Linked DNA regions of Mus musculus: region 1 is linked to region 2. A link is a contact called in ENCODE Hi-C or POLR2A ChIA-PET data. All regions are on one chromosome and are shown on one strand. Each heading gives the region's core, a stretch centred on a gene start or an enhancer-like site at or near the end of the contact. The rest is flanking DNA. Distances are from core to core; before and after follow the strand shown.

Evidence for each region. Hi-C counts contacts between places; a loop is a spot of excess contacts on that map. ChIA-PET counts read pairs that join two places held with the same protein, here RNA polymerase II (POLR2A).
Region 1: a loop to region 2 is called in a map of heart, with 5 times the contacts of the local background. The contact joins the promoter of Prkab1 here to the enhancer-like site in region 2. A Hi-C loop is called at or near these places in 7 of 37 maps with a recorded cell type or tissue (Patski, adrenal gland, gastrocnemius and 1 more). POLR2A ChIA-PET finds 5 or more read pairs at or near these places in 3 of 5 experiments (Patski and embryonic stem cell).

The regions. Positions count from the first base shown.
Region 1 is chr5:116,021,439-116,029,015 of GRCm38, forward strand. It overlaps Prkab1 (protein kinase, AMP-activated, beta 1 non-catalytic subunit), which reads right to left and starts at 2,990. Exons shown (of 7, transcript NM_031869.2): 1 at 2,653-2,990; 2 at 45-208. The coding sequence starts at 2,811. It overlaps Gm13842 (predicted gene 13842), which reads right to left. Exons shown (of 2, transcript NR_165276.1): 1 at 7,540-7,577; 2 at 4,973-5,677.
Region 2 is chr5:115,971,964-115,979,339 of GRCm38, forward strand. Cit (citron) reads left to right here. Exons shown (of 47, transcript NM_007708.3): 27 at 1,765-1,869. Among named protein-coding and RNA genes, the nearest start is that of Prkab1, 49 kb to the right of the region's middle. Within about 2 kb of position 6,013, at least 1 of the 3 ENCODE cell types and tissues checked has a DNase peak (open chromatin) inside an H3K27ac peak, as active enhancers do; it is heart, where a contact is called at or near this core.

The sequences.
Region 1 (7,577 bases), core at 1,740-4,239, 46 kb after region 2:
ATGTCAGAGCATAGCACAGAAATATCGTCCGCCGAGATCCTTACCTTCTCGTGAGGGGAAGCTTGCTCCAGTTGTTGAAGGACCCAGACAAGTAGACTTCCTTTCCACCCCCTGTCCATCGAAACACGGTGGGCCGGGCCTGGGCGGGGGCTTTATCATTCGCTTCCAGGTCGTGCTGCCAGGCCAGGAATTCCTCTTTCTCTGGAGCCTAAGAAGCAGAGGCGTTTACTTGGGGTCAGGCAGCTGGCAGCGAGCTCCCCACCCGAGACTGTTAACCTAAGAGGACAGCAGAGTCTAATCAGGCAGCTCTGCTTGTGTCTGCGGCACATGACTGCGTCTGTTCCCCCACCTGCCAATGGAGATAATAAGGACAACAGCTTCTGTCATATCGTGACGACTGAGACAGTCTGACACATGCAGTGCTTAACCAGCAGCTACTATTACTGCAACCAGACTTCACAAACTCTGGAGGAAGCTGCAAGGCCTACTCGGGAGAAGACAGCCATGAGTCCAGGGTGGGTTCAATATGCTCCACTTCCCTCATTAAGCAAGACTTGAGAGTATGTAAGAATTTACTAGGGATGGTCTCGGAGCTGTTAAAATGGACACAATCAGATGGGAAGGGAAGGGCTGGGGTACAGAGAACTAGATACAAATGGCAAATGGTAATATCCACTGAGGTATATCAGAGGAACTTACTCCAGCTAGAGACAAAGGAACACACCCCACCCTGGGGTGAGACACAGTTAGATAAGCATCATTTCTCTTCTTCAGTCAGAATCGAAGCCAAACACCGGACTTCTAGGGTGGAGAAAGCCCTGAAGGAGCCCTGGAGGCTTCTGTGACTTCCACTCCAGATACTGATCTGCTGTTATCTGAGAGATACCAGCAAGTCCCTGGATCTGAACCGTACAGATTGGATAACTAGCAGGGTTTGCTTGAGAGCTGTGGGGCTCTCACCCTTCCTAACGCTGCGCCCCTTTAATACGGTCCCCTATGTTGTGGTGACCCCCAACCATAAGACGATTTGGTTGCAACTTCGTATCTGTAACTTTGCTACGGTTCCGAATCGTAATAATACAAATATCCGACATGCAGGGTCTGGGGTGCCGACCCCTGTGAAGGGTCTGTTGGCTTCCAAGAGGGTGGCGGCCCACGGGTTGAGAGCCACCGCTTTAGAGGACAAGTAACTGTAGCTCCAGTGCTGAACTGGGGTAACAGGAAGAACCCCTGACTCGATCCATCAGCCACTACAGATGAAAAGAGAAAGGACGTCAGCTAAGTCCTTCCTCCCTGACCCTGAAGAGAACAGCACCACATCGCCCATTTCTTTTTAAAAAGTAAGTTTACTCAGTTCACTGCAAAGAGAGCAGAGGGCACTGCCAATATACACAGGCTACAACACAAATACCTTTTACTTCCTCTTAAATAGCCTTGGGCAAAAATGTCTTCTAGGGGTGGGGACAATCTCAACCGGGAAACACGCTAAAGATCGAGGTACACACCTTTCCCCTAATGCAACAAGCTCAGAAAACAAGCTCCTGCCACAAGACAAGTGTTCTGTGTAGCCCTGGCTGTCCTGGAACTCACTCTGTTGACCAGGTTGGCCTCGAACTCAGACATCTGCCTGCCTCTGCCTCCCAAGTGCTGGGATCAAAGTGCTGTGCCACCACTCCCTGGCAAAAGCAGGCTCTTTTAAAGTCAGACCCAAAATTAAGATCTGGAGAATAGTAATGTGGGTTATGTAGCCCAGTTAGGGGGTGGGGGTGGGGGAGTGAAAGCGGAGTGAGCTGGCCAGGCAATTAGCCTGTTTAAGTAATGGGGATTAGTTGGCAACCCGGCAAGTAACAGAGACCAGGCTGGTGAGCGCCAACGTTCCTGAATGTAGTTTATTCTGAGCAATTAGCTTCTTTCCTCCTAGAATCACCAAATGCCCTTGGACTGGGGCCCTGTAGCCGGAAGCACTGGCCACCTCACTGTGGTTTTAAGAGAATGTGGCTCAGGCAGGAACTTTCAGCTTGGCCTGCAAAAATCTGTTTGCTCTGGTCTGCTTAAAGTCCAAGGCATTATTTCAGTAACGTGGGAGAGAAGTGGGGGTAATTAGCTGCTGGCTGGCGTTCAGAGTGACTCTCGGTCACTGACCTCCTCCAGTGGAATTGCCGGATCTAAAATAAAGTGAGCAGGGTGGACTGAAACTGTCAGAACCAAACACCTCTGGCAGTCAGCTAGTCAACTTCATTTCCAGCTTAACGTATGTGCTCCCGTTTTACCGCCAAAAAGAACACTAGAACTCCCAACCCAACTTTTGCAAAAGCCGGTCGGCCTGAAGTGTCTCCAAGCCGCGCAATCAATTACACCGAAGAGAAAAGTCGACACGGGTGCTCAATTACAGTTTAGCTCGACTCTTAATTAATTAAGGATCTCAAACGCGGTCCCTGAGCTGCTTTCTCCTTAATGATGTTCAACCAAGCCCAGGGTGACTCTCCTCCCATCGGTAATTAGGCACAAGTCCCAGAACGGCAAAGAGGGCTATGACAGAGCCACCTCCCCCGCCCCCCCCCAAGGTGTGACGCTGGGAATGTGGCGGGAACTACAGCAAAGGGGGACCCTCCCCGTGAGTCAAGAGGGCTCCGACGCCCCTCCACTCAGCACCTTGATCTCTTCGGAGTGGAAGATGTCGGCGTCTTCAGGGCTGTCCATGAGGATCTTGGGCCTGTCCCCATCCTTGGCGCCCCCGGAGCTGTCCCTCCGCGGCGTCTTGTGGCCCGCCTGCCGCTCCAGCGCGGCGCGCTCGCTGCTCGTGTTGCCCATGGCTGGGAATCTGCAGGGACACAAGGAAGCCGGAAAGGCCGGGTCGGACCCCCGGGGATCGCGAGTCACGCCCTCTCGGATCGCGCGCTCGCTCGCCCGCCGAGCTCCGCTTTACCTGGCTCGGGCGACCGCGACTGGAACTCCGAACAGAGCCGGAGCGTAACCTGACACTCCTCCCGCAACTCCCCTCCACCCCTTAGCCACTTCCGCTTCCGGCCGGGCCCAGCGAAGGAAGGAAGGAAGGGTGGTCACTGGGGATGGAGCGCTCTCGGAGTTAGGGTGACATCAGTTCCGTTTCCGCCTCTTCCCTGCTGCTCAGCGCGAAGCGGTCGCGGGTGGTTCGGGGCTGCCACCAGATCGAGCTTCGTAGCGGCCAGCGGGAGGCGCGAGCGAGCGAGAATGCCAGAATGCCATGGATGGCGCCGACCACCTCACTCCAAGTTGGTTACTCTCCAGTAACTCGAATTACGAAACGCGAAACCCACGGCGGCTTGGAGCAAGCGCTTGCTCTTGCAGAGTACCCGGGTTCGGGTCCTGGCGCTTCCATGGTGGCTCACAACTGTTTGCAGTTTAAGTTCCAGGGGATCCCGGCGCCCAAGGCGGTGCACACATATACGGGAGGGCAGAGCATTCATACACATAATCGTAAAAACAAAACAAAACAAACAAGAAGAAGAAAAGGGAAAAAAAGAGAAAGCGCCGGGCATTGGTGGCGCACGCCTTTAATCCCAGCACTTGGGAGGCAGAGGCAGAGGATTTCTGAGTTCGAGGCCAGCGTGTTCTACAGAGTGAGTTCCAGGACAGCCAGGGCTATACAGAGAAACCCTGTCTCGAAAAAACCAAAACCAAACAAAAAACAAAACAAAACAAAAGAACCTCACGTTTAAGTCTCTCCCGTAGATGCACTGGCTCTCACAATTGAATGTATTAGGACAACCTAGGGCTCCTTCAAAAGGAAGGCCTCTCCAGAGTGGCCAAATCGTAATTTCTGTCTGTAGACTAAGGATGGAGGATGCTGACCATCTTCCAGGTGTTTGAGAAAACTTAAAGACCTAAGATTTCTGGGAAATTGACGTTCTCAGTTGGGTTCTGTTGTTTGTTTCAAGTTGAGTGCCTATTGATAAGTCTTTTTGCAAGAGCCTTGGGGCTACATTGGCCACATTATGTGTAAAATGTATCAGGGCTTAGTGTTTCAGCAGAGGTACAGACTGCTGTAATAAAACGATCTCAGCTTCACAGTCAGCCTTTAAAGAAACAACAACAACATTGTCTTGTGGGGTTTGTTTGTTTGCTTTGCATTGGATTTTCTAGGTCATGTCTTACATTTACCCATACATATGTTTTGGTTTTTTTGTTATTCTGTTTTTGTGTGTGTTTTTTGAGACATGGTTTCTGTGTGTAACAGCTCTGGCTGTCCTGGAACTTACTTTGTAGACCAAGCTAGCCTTGAATTCATAGAGATCCACCTTCCTCTTCCTCCCACTCAAGTGTTGGGATTAATGGTGTGTACCACCCTGCCCAGTGAACATCTATATTTTAAATTATCTGCAATGTGACACATTTTTGTTAAGGGAACCAGGGACCCCGATGTCTGACATGTGGTCTTCTAGAGGGACTTTAACAGTATCTATCTACAAGGAAACTTAAAAATTTATGGACAATTTCTAGTGGATTTCAATAAAAATTCACACATGAAAATGATATACGAGCATGCTTTCCTGAAGCATTGATTCTAACCACTATACTAATGCTAAGACGCATGTTTTAAAATATTTTATCGCCAGCATTGTGTGAGTGAGCATGAAGAGACGTTCTAACATTCCACATTCTAAAGCCAAGCCTCAGCCTGGCTCTGCAGTCAGCCCGACTGAGTTCAGATTCCAAATTTACCATTTAAGAAGTTCCATCATGGGGTCTATTGGGAAATGGCCCCTAAATAGCTATCTTAGAGGCCTGCTTTGTGACTCACTTTATAACAGTGCGAGAGTAGTGTGGTTACCGCTTGACTCTAGAATGCAACTCAATGGGTGTGGCTTTTTTTTTTTTTTTAATCAGCACCGTCCTTTTTGAAGATGGAAAGTTCTGGAAGGATGCATAGCAAACCCCATAGATTGTGAGAACGAAAAAGGAATAAACAGAAGAGAGAGTTTTGCTTCTTAGCTTGTGTGTTTATATACTTCTCTTTATTTATTTGCCAGTGAGGCTGTGAGCAAAAATAAGAGATGCTCCAAGTGTAAAGGAATCTTTACAGAGGAGGGGTGGACCACAGGAAGGTAAAGGCGCAGTTCGGAAGGAATTCTCTCTGAGCTAGGAGAAGGGCTGAGTGAGGGCCAAGGAGAATTTTCTGGAACCAACGACCAACAAGGTTGAGTTTACTCCATGAAATCTGAACCCGTTGAACGTTCCGGGATGAGCATGGTCCCCACGTTCTCCCGCAGGCAATGAGGAGGGCGCAACCAGAAGGCCTTTATCTGAGCTCTGCACATGCTTTGATGTGCCCGGACAGCCTCCAGACTTCTGCTCTTACTCAGATAACAGTGAAAGCACCATCCGGTGATACCCAGACACCCACGTGCATAGCCGGAAGATCTTGTGTTTTCCAGCCAACAAGACAGCCCAGTTCCCGGGATTGCACAAGTGAGCTCTGCTTGCGGGGATGCCCGCTACAGAAGGCAAGTGAGCACTGAGATCTTGGCTGAACCCTCTTCTCAAGACTGTGCTGTCTGGTTTGTATACCTCATGGGCTGACTCTAGCCTCTTTCCAACAGGAACAATCAACACAGAATCAAAGGTGCTGGCTGGAGAGATGGCTCAGTGGTATAGATGCTTGTATCCTGATGACCCGAGTTCAATCCCCAGACACAAACTGAGAGAAAGAGAGAACAATGTAACAATTGATAAATAATATCTTTTCTCCCTTTTCTCCTAGAATTAGAAGTAGCTCATCACCTGCCAAAAAACAATGCTACCCATAAATAAATTTCAGGGAATCACTCTAAATTCTTTTTTTTTTTTTTTTTTTTTTTTTTTTTTGTCGAGACAGGGTTTTTCTGTTTAGCCCTGGCTGTCCTGGAGCTCACTTTGTAGACCAGACTGGCCTTGAACTCAGAAATCCACCTGCCTCTGCCTCCTGAGTGCTGGGATTAAAGGCGTGTGCCACCACGCCCGGCTAAATTATTTTTTTTAATTTATTTTATTTATGAGTACACCATTGCTGCTTTCAGACACACCAGAAGAGGGCATCAGATCCCATGACAGATGGTTGTGAGCCACCATGTGGTTGCTGGGAATTGAACTCAGGACCTCTAGAAGAGCAGTCAGTGTTCTTAACCACAGAGCCATCTCTCCAGCCCCAAGTCAGTGCTCTTAACTGCTGAACCATCTCTCCAGCACCTCACTCTGTATTTTTAAAGAGACATTTTAATCATCAGAATATTGTGAAGATTGTAGAGAGAACCTCGTATAAGCAATATCTGTCAATAAAAAAAACAAAACAAAACAAAACCTATGGCCAATGAGCTGAGGCAGGAAATAGGAGATGGGACCCTGGCTGAAAGAGAGGATTCTGGGAAATAAGTAGAGGCACTATGGATTCTCCTGGGAACACAGAGAAGGTCAGAAGCATGTGAGCTAAGCAGAGGTAACCAGCCACATAGGGGATCTCAGGTAGAATAAAGCTCTGCCAGCACTGTCTGGTACAAAGCAGAATGAGGCAGTGTGTTGGAGTTTGCAGCTTCAGCAAAGAGCAATGAGTTGATTTCCTATGCCTGAATCAGAGACACACATAGTAACCTTTCCCTTCAGTGGGGCGGAGAGCACTAAGAGCCACCTCACCGTGGAGAGAGCATCCTGTGAGCATCCATTTTGTGAACATCTGGTCATGGAGTGGACGGTAGAAACACTTGTCTGGTGTGCCCTGAGGTAGGGAGGGAGTGGGGGTTTCAGTGGCTCCCTGTTTTACTGTGGTCACTTCTGATGAAGAGAGGGAAAAAGATGTCTGGGTCAGGAGAGACGGCCCAGGGGTTAAGAGCACAGCTGCTCTTCCAGAGGACCTGAGTTCAGTTCCCAAGCACCTGTGTAGGGTTGTTCAAAATTACCTGTAAGTCCAGTGCAGGGGGGCTGAACATTCTCTTCTGGCCTCCTTGGGAACCTGCAAGTGTGCCTGCATATGTGAGCATACACACTCACACACACTGACACATACATACATGTACACACACACACTCACACACAGACACATACACTCTCTCACACACTGATACATACATACATACAAACTCACACAGAGACATATACACACACATATACATACACTCACAGACTCACACACACAATTTATACACACACATATCACACACACTGACATACACACAGATATACACACATACTCATACAGATCTCATACCCGTACTCTCACACACAGTTATATACACACAGACATATACACACATGCATACACATTGACACACAATTCACATACACTCTCCATAAAATCTTTTAAAACCTAAAAAAGTAGTTGCCTAAAGATACTTGAGGCTTGTTTGTTTCTTTGTTTCTAATGTCTCAGCTCACTTCCTAAGATCTGGGTCTCCTTCAGCTGTTGCTCTGAGCAGAACAACCAGGCTCCACACAGTGAGGGAGGTCTTCCCCTGAGCCGTATTTGTCTCTCTGAGAGGAGGCACAGGCCCATTTTCCTAACTTCAAGTAGCCATTGGGATGAAAAGTTACCTTCCCATAAAGTCAGGGAGAATCCGGGTGGGGCTTCA
Region 2 (7,376 bases), core at 4,763-7,262:
CAGCCTCATGGAATGCTAATGTCGCCCAGAGGCCCCACTTTCAAATGTCACTTACATGTGAGTTAGATTAAATGTCTAATACAGGAATTAGAATGGGGGCAGCATTCAGACCACAGTAGGGGGAGTCTAATTAAGCACACCTCTCCTCAGCATCTTGCGTTAGGAATACTTGTGTTCTGTCTGTGCCCCTGTGCCCTGTGATCCATCTGCACGGATGCATCACTGTTGGGTGGTTTTGTCTAATAGTAAACTGGGAAGATGTAGAACAAGTGCTTGAGGGTGACAGATAGCAACCAATGTCAGAGGCACGTTACTCGCACATATCCCTTCTTGTACGTGTACACAGAAACAGGCGATCTGAAGGCTGCACTTATAAAGAACACTGACGTCATGTTTATGAAAGGCTTATGTTTGTTACTGAGGGCTGTCAGGAAAATAACAAAAGCACAAGAAACTTGAAAGAAGAACCAGCCGGTAACCATGACCTTGAGTGGTGGTGGTCTTGTTTGCAGCCTCTGTTTGCTCATTCTGGTGTACACACGCACATGCTCGCACACATGCAGGTGCACACGCACGTGCACACACTTTTCAAAATAAATTTAGGCTTTTACTATTTATAGGCTGTTCCATCTTTTTGTTTTTTAAAAAAATCATGTAACTGGAAGCTTTTCCCGACTTATTAAATTTTTTTTAAACATATAGTTTTGAAAAAAAACAAAATTGAAGTCAGGCACCTAATTTAAGCATTGCCTTTGTACAGGAAATTTGGGCTTCCTCCAATCTTTTTTCACATATGAATAGCACTCAATGAACATAAATCTTTATGGACATCTGTGATTATTTTCTTCCCGGAAGTTCACAGAAACAGAACCACTGGACTCAAGGCTGTAGCTTGCCGCTCAAGGATAGTTCTGACTCAGAGTCTAGCTGGCTAGGGTTTTTAATAACTTTAATAATTTTTTAATAACCTGAGGAAAGTACATTTATTGTCTGGAGACAAATGAACCTTTCTGGGTTCAATGCTGCTTTTCTAGTTGGATATTAGTATGTATTAGCCGACTCCTGTCTGTCCAGATAGTCCAGGTCCATTTTATCTTACCCGTTTCTGACACCATTTTCTCTTACATCAGTCAACCTTTCTTCTGACGCAGCAGGCTGTCGTCCTTCGTGGCTATGCCTTGTGGTAGCCACCCTCTCTGCCTTTCTGGCCCAGATATAAGATCCTTGGGAGGAGTTGACCATCTCCCCATCAACATGTAATAAGCCCCAAGAATATGTTTATTTAATTAAATTCAGACAAAGTGTGGCAGGCAAATTGAGCAGCCACATTCTTAAAGCTTGTTCTGGTCGGGCAGTGGTGGCGCACGCCCTTTGATCCTCGCACTTGAGAGTCAGAGGCAGGTAGATTTCTAAGTTCGAGGTCAGCCTGGTCTACAGAGTGAGTTCCAGGACAGCCAGGGCTATACAGAGAAATCCTGTCTTCGAAAAACCAAAAGAAAAAAAAAAGCTTGTTCTGGTGACACAGGGTTTCCCGTGCTCACGTCTGTCACGTGGACTATTTGTTCTCTCCCCAAATGAAAACTTGTGACTTTTATACCTTGGATATCTGTCACGTGGACTATTTGTTCTCTCCCCAAATGAAAACTTGTGACTTTTATACCTTGGATATCTTTATGTGTGAAGGTTTAGGGACATCTCAAAAAAGTCTGCAGTCTCTTAACATACCCAAATGTACCATCATGACCAATTTTTCCAAACACACAGCTCAACGACCTGGAGAAGAAGCACGCCATGCTGGAGATGAACGCCCGGAGCTTACAGCAGAAACTAGAGACAGAGCGGGAGCTCAAACAGAGGCTTCTGGAGGAGGTGAGTGTGAGCCACCTAGGTGGTGACACCTGTGCGTGAGTTACATACATGTGTGTGACATACATGTGTATGTGTGCACGTGTCACATACATGTGTCTTACATACGTGTGGGGGTGTTATGTGCCCACGTGCTTACACATGCAGAGGACAGAGGAAGCATGTTGGTGACTTGTCTGTTGCTGTCCACTTTATTACCATGAGATGCAGCCTCTCATTGAAATGGAAGCTCGGCATTTTGGCTAGACTAGCAAGCTCAAGAAATCTGGGTGCCTCTGCCTCCACCCTGAGGTTCCAGGCCCCCACCCTGGGGTTCCAGACATCCACAGCTACACCCAGTGTTTGGGCGAATGGCAGAGGTTCCAGCTCAGGTGCTCCTTCTTGCATAGGAAGAATTTTTTTACCCACTGAGTGTCCGTCCCGTCCCGTCCCGTCCCCCCACACACCACCACCACCACCACCACCCCCCCACCCCCCCACCCCCGCTCCTCATAAGGTTTTGAAAGAGGAAATCTGTTATGTTATATTCAGGTGATTGGAGCCAAATTAGACATTTTAGAACTACAATTTTTGAGGTAGAGTAAGGGGAGTGTAGAACACTTTCTAAAGCTTGACACAGTAAGAGTGTCTCTCAGAGGCCAGAGCATCTCTGGTGCTTGTGTCTTCCGATGTGACACTTCATCACAGTAAGTATACGCCCAACAGAGAGGTTCATTGAGCAATGGCTGAGTGAGTATTGAGTTGGATTGTCTGTAGAGTTGACAGTTAAGTTCGGAGTTGGTGGAAGGTCCATGCCGATTAGCTCCCTACACAGGGCAAAAGCGTGGCCAGATTTTAAGTACCAAATGTCACGAATGGCTTTTGAACCTGGACTTAATTCAGTTGAAAAAGAGTTCTCTGGATCTTGAGACTCGGGGTGCCAAGCTGAAGCTGCTCTCCCAGCGCACCCCTCCTTCCGTTCCCTGGCTTTTCTCCTCAGAACTGAGCATTGCTGTGTCCATTGGTGAGGACCTCCTTTCCCCATCCAGAGTCTCCCGCCCAGAGTCGCAGATTCTGCCTTCTCACTTAGCCTGACCTCCAAGGGCAAATGTCCTTCCTGTTGATACCCAGTGAAAAGATGGGCTCGAGAAGGCTCTGTCCAGACCCCAGTGAGCCTCATAGTTCAGTTAGCCAGAATCCCAGGATAATCAACATGGACAGAGCTCTCCGGGTGCCCTGCTGGTGGCTGTAACTGGGCCATACTGTTCTGTCTGAGGGAAGTAGGGAAAAGATTGCGGATCTCAGTCTGCTTACACACGGTGTCTTATAAAATCACACCTTAAAAGCCATAGCTGGGCGCTTGGGGAAGTTCTGGAGACAGGTGGTAGTGTCAGGTGTGCAGCAGTGTGTTCGTGTGACCGTCCTTAATGCCACCAAGCACACTATAATGGGGGGTGGGGCGATGGCACAGCTGGTGACCTGCTTGCCATACAACATGGGGTCTACCTGGGTTGGGATCCACTGTGGTGCAGTGGCTTGTCTCAGACTCCAGTGCTGCGGAGGCACGGCAGAGGCATTTCAAAGATCTCTTGGAGATGGGACCCAAGTATAAACATGAAATTCCCCCTTACATCATATGCGCCGCACATACATAGAGCAGGAGTGATGTTAGACCGTTACTGCATGCGGTTCTGGGGCTTGAACCCGGGACTGGGTAAGCACTCTATCCCAGGCTGTACCCCAAGTCTTTGCCTGGTGGTTTTAACGGCCCACGTTTTGACTGTGCCTATCACATGAGATCAGTTGTGGCATTTTTCTACTCAAGAAATTTTGGGATTGGGAGCATTTCTAAATTTGGGGGTTTGTTATTGCGAGTGCTTGACCTGCAATAGGACCCGTCAATCTGCCAGGTGGTCCTTTCTCTGGGATGAATAGGCAATGTTCCCCCATTCTGTTCCCGCATGTGGGGAAACAGAAGCAGGATAGACATAATCAAGGCTCCCGAGTGTCCCACTTCCCATCTGCAGAGGGCAGGCTGGCCCGGACAGCTCCACGCTTAGTCCAAGGTTACACGGTGACTCAGTGGCAAAGCCAGGAATAGCATGCTGAAGCCTGACTCAGCCCCACCTTCTCACTCGGGCTGAGAACACTCCGGATAGATATTTGAATAGACATCTGGCCAATATCGATCTGAACTGGAACTCTCACACATCATCAAAAACCATTACAAGGCAAAAAAAAAAAAAAAAAAAAGTAACTCTTACCAGTCAGAACATGTTGGGATGCTGGGTTATGGTGTGTGCTTCATAAGTTTGGCCACACCCAAAGGGCTGTCTTCAAGGGACAGAGACTTTGAAAAGAGACAGACTTTGGAACTTTTAATGTTGCCCAGCTCAAATCCCTCTCATGACCGACTCTCCCTGGCAGGTTTTACAGTGGTTCTTTCTCCCACCTCAGCCCTTTAGAAGTCCTGCTGGAGATGAGGGTTCATTCACCCATTGGTTTGTTTCCGACACAGGGAGGAAGGTCCCCGCCCCAGCTCGTCACACAGGGAACATGGACATCACTTCCTTGTTTCCAGCAACCCTTAATTCCTAGAAAATCCTTTTCTTATTTTGAAAAGCATACGGCTGCCAAGTACTTTGAAGCTAGTATAGTATCAGGAATCAATATTAATAGTCAAATTTGCTTTTATTCTTATTGACGCGTATGTGCCTGTCCGTATGTGTGTGGGTGCCTATGGGAGCCAGAGAGGACATTGAATTCCCCTGGACCTGGAGTGATAAGCAGTGGTGAGCTGCCTGACGTGGATGCTGGGAACAGAGCTCAAGTCCTGTAGAAGAGCATCAAGAGCTCTTACCACTGAGCTGTCTTTCCAGCCCCACGCTATGCATGGGAATGTGGCTTTTCTGGCTGAGTTGTTAATTGCCCAATGTCTAAAGGGCTGGGGTCCAACCCCCAACAGAACAAAAGATAAAAGTCCAACATACACAAAACAAAAACAAAGAAGTCAAAAACCAACACACACACACACACACACACACACACACACACACACACACACACACTCATGAACAACAAATGTCTGTCACTAACACAGTTACCAGGTGTCTTAGTACCATGCATGAATTTGTTTGTATTGTTCTTGCAGGAACCCCATGGGAGACCTGTGTTCTTTCTTGTCCCCTGCGTGGCACTAGCATGGTCTGTGTGTGCTCCTTATGTAGTGAAGGATTTCCATCTCTCACTCCAGCTCAACAAATCCTGACAGTCACTTGGCTCTTTGAGTTACTGTGCCATTGAGGCCCTTAACCTACGAAATCATGCCTGTTGGTCCACAAAGTTTGTCCTCGAGCGTCTTCCCACCCCATACTTACTCAGCTGATGTTGTGAAAATGCCGTCCTACCAAACCGTTTCTCCTTCGCTCCAACCCATCCTTCCTGCTCCCTCCAGTTGTTCATGCTCCAGTTCTGTCACCAGCCACCTCTCAGTTTCCTGTCGCTCTCATAAAGTGCTCGGGACAGGTCTAAGCACATCACCAAGGTCCACGTCCCCAGGGAGCCCTGGCCCGCAAGCACACCCCGCTTAGTCTCTCTCCGGGCAGCAGATAGATAGATGGCTTTGCGCAATAGTCCACGGAGAACAAAGATCCCTTTCCTCTGGCTTTGATTATAGTAAATAAACAGCCTGTTTCCCGGCGAGCCAGTGGAGCATGGATGTGTTTAGTGTAAAGAAATATTTTTGGCCCAGCTGTCACCAGGTGGATCATTTGTGCCTGTGACATGTTTCTCTTGGTTCCTGCTTGCTAATTAATGTCCTCCTAAAACAGTGGAGGAAAGGAAGGGAGGAAATCACTTGAACTTCACGGGACCAAAACTTCCCTTCAAGGCAGCGTCCTTCTTAACTGGTTTCTTTCTTTTTTAAATAGGACTTTGCTTTATTTTAGAATGCTAAGCTATGCGCCTCAGGAGTGACTTCGCTCTGTGTTGGGTCAGATACATGATTGAGCCAGCCTGCAGGAGGAAGTGTTTATTTCCGCTCAGAGCTTCAGAGGAACTGTCCATCTTTGCGGGGAGGGCTTTAGAGGGGTGGACACCACGGCAGCCAGGAAGTGGCGAGCAGGAGACGGAGGGTTCATGGCAAGACACAGTCCCCAAGGATGTCTGGCTTCCACGCAGGCCATGCCTCCTGTCACTTAGCCCCTCCTCAGGCTACCAGTGTCATACTGGGACTCCATCAAAGGTCCACCAGGCCAGAGTGCCTAAGATCTAACTTCCTGGGAACTCAGCTCCAAGACTCCCAGATACGCACCACTAACCCCCTTCCCTCAAAGCCGAGCATTAATTAAGTTGAGCCATCTCGGGTGCTAAGTGCAGCTGGGCTGGGCTGGCAAGAAAGGCAGATGGGGAAGAAGAGAAGGAAGAAGGACAGACACAGACTGCCAACATCTACATGAGCACCTACTGTGCGTGACAGACACTGTCACCTGGGGAGGCAGGGTACACCATCCACTCGGGAAGAAGGAAGCCTGGGCACTGCAGCTTTCGTGTGACAGAGTCAGGATCTAAGCAGGGTCCAGATTCTACTTAACACAGCTCCATGCCTCTGGCAGTCGTTACCATAGAGATGGGGAGCAAGGCACAGGCAGGAAGCAGGGAATGAAGAGGGCCAGGGCCAGCCAGCTCTGAGGCCACTGTGCCTCTCACTCTGTGGGGGTTGGGGACTTGGGGTGTCAGCCTTGGACTGTTTGAAAGCACCCACGATGATGTGTATTTTGCTTTCTTAACTTGCTTTCCCTTAGTCTGCAGAGTCTAGCCCACCAGGAAAGACTGCAGTAGCTGTGGTGACACGATCACCTGGGGTACATGAAATCAAACAGGGTCTCCCTGGACGGCACACATTTAGACAGGAGCTGCTTGACTTACGTTTTAATTAGATTTTCTTTTTTTTTTTTCAACACAAACTCTCTCCAGTGAAACCAAATTTTTTTCCTTGGGTTTGACCAGCTCCTGTTGAATAGCTAGGTCCTTCTTCCTTTGTCCCCACACTGTAGAAATACATCCTCTAATTGTGGCTATTTATATACGCAGGGCCAACCTTCAAGTTAGGGCTGATGTGACTTGGTGTGCACACCACCACACACAGCCTGTACAGTGGCTTTTCTGATCACCCACTGAGGTCTAGGACACTCCCAAGTGGAACAAATGGAGCTGATTCTCACTGCTTCGCTACCAGCTCTGGGCTGTGCTCTGAGGTGCCAAAATGGCTGCCTTTGTAACACAGAATGAGCGTGGGCCAGGACATCAGCTGCCTTGCAGTATGAAATTACAGGCATGTGGCCTTCAGGGGAGTCCTAGGACCCTCTTTTTCAGCTGTGTCCTCCTGTCTTGGAATAGAGACCAACCAGCAATTCTGGGAGGAGTTGCTCTCACAAGGGAACTTCCTGCATCACTCGGGAAGTCAGTTGGGGAACGGGATCCGGGGTGGAAACAGAGCAGCACCGTGTGCGATGTCAAGCCTTTTGCCATCC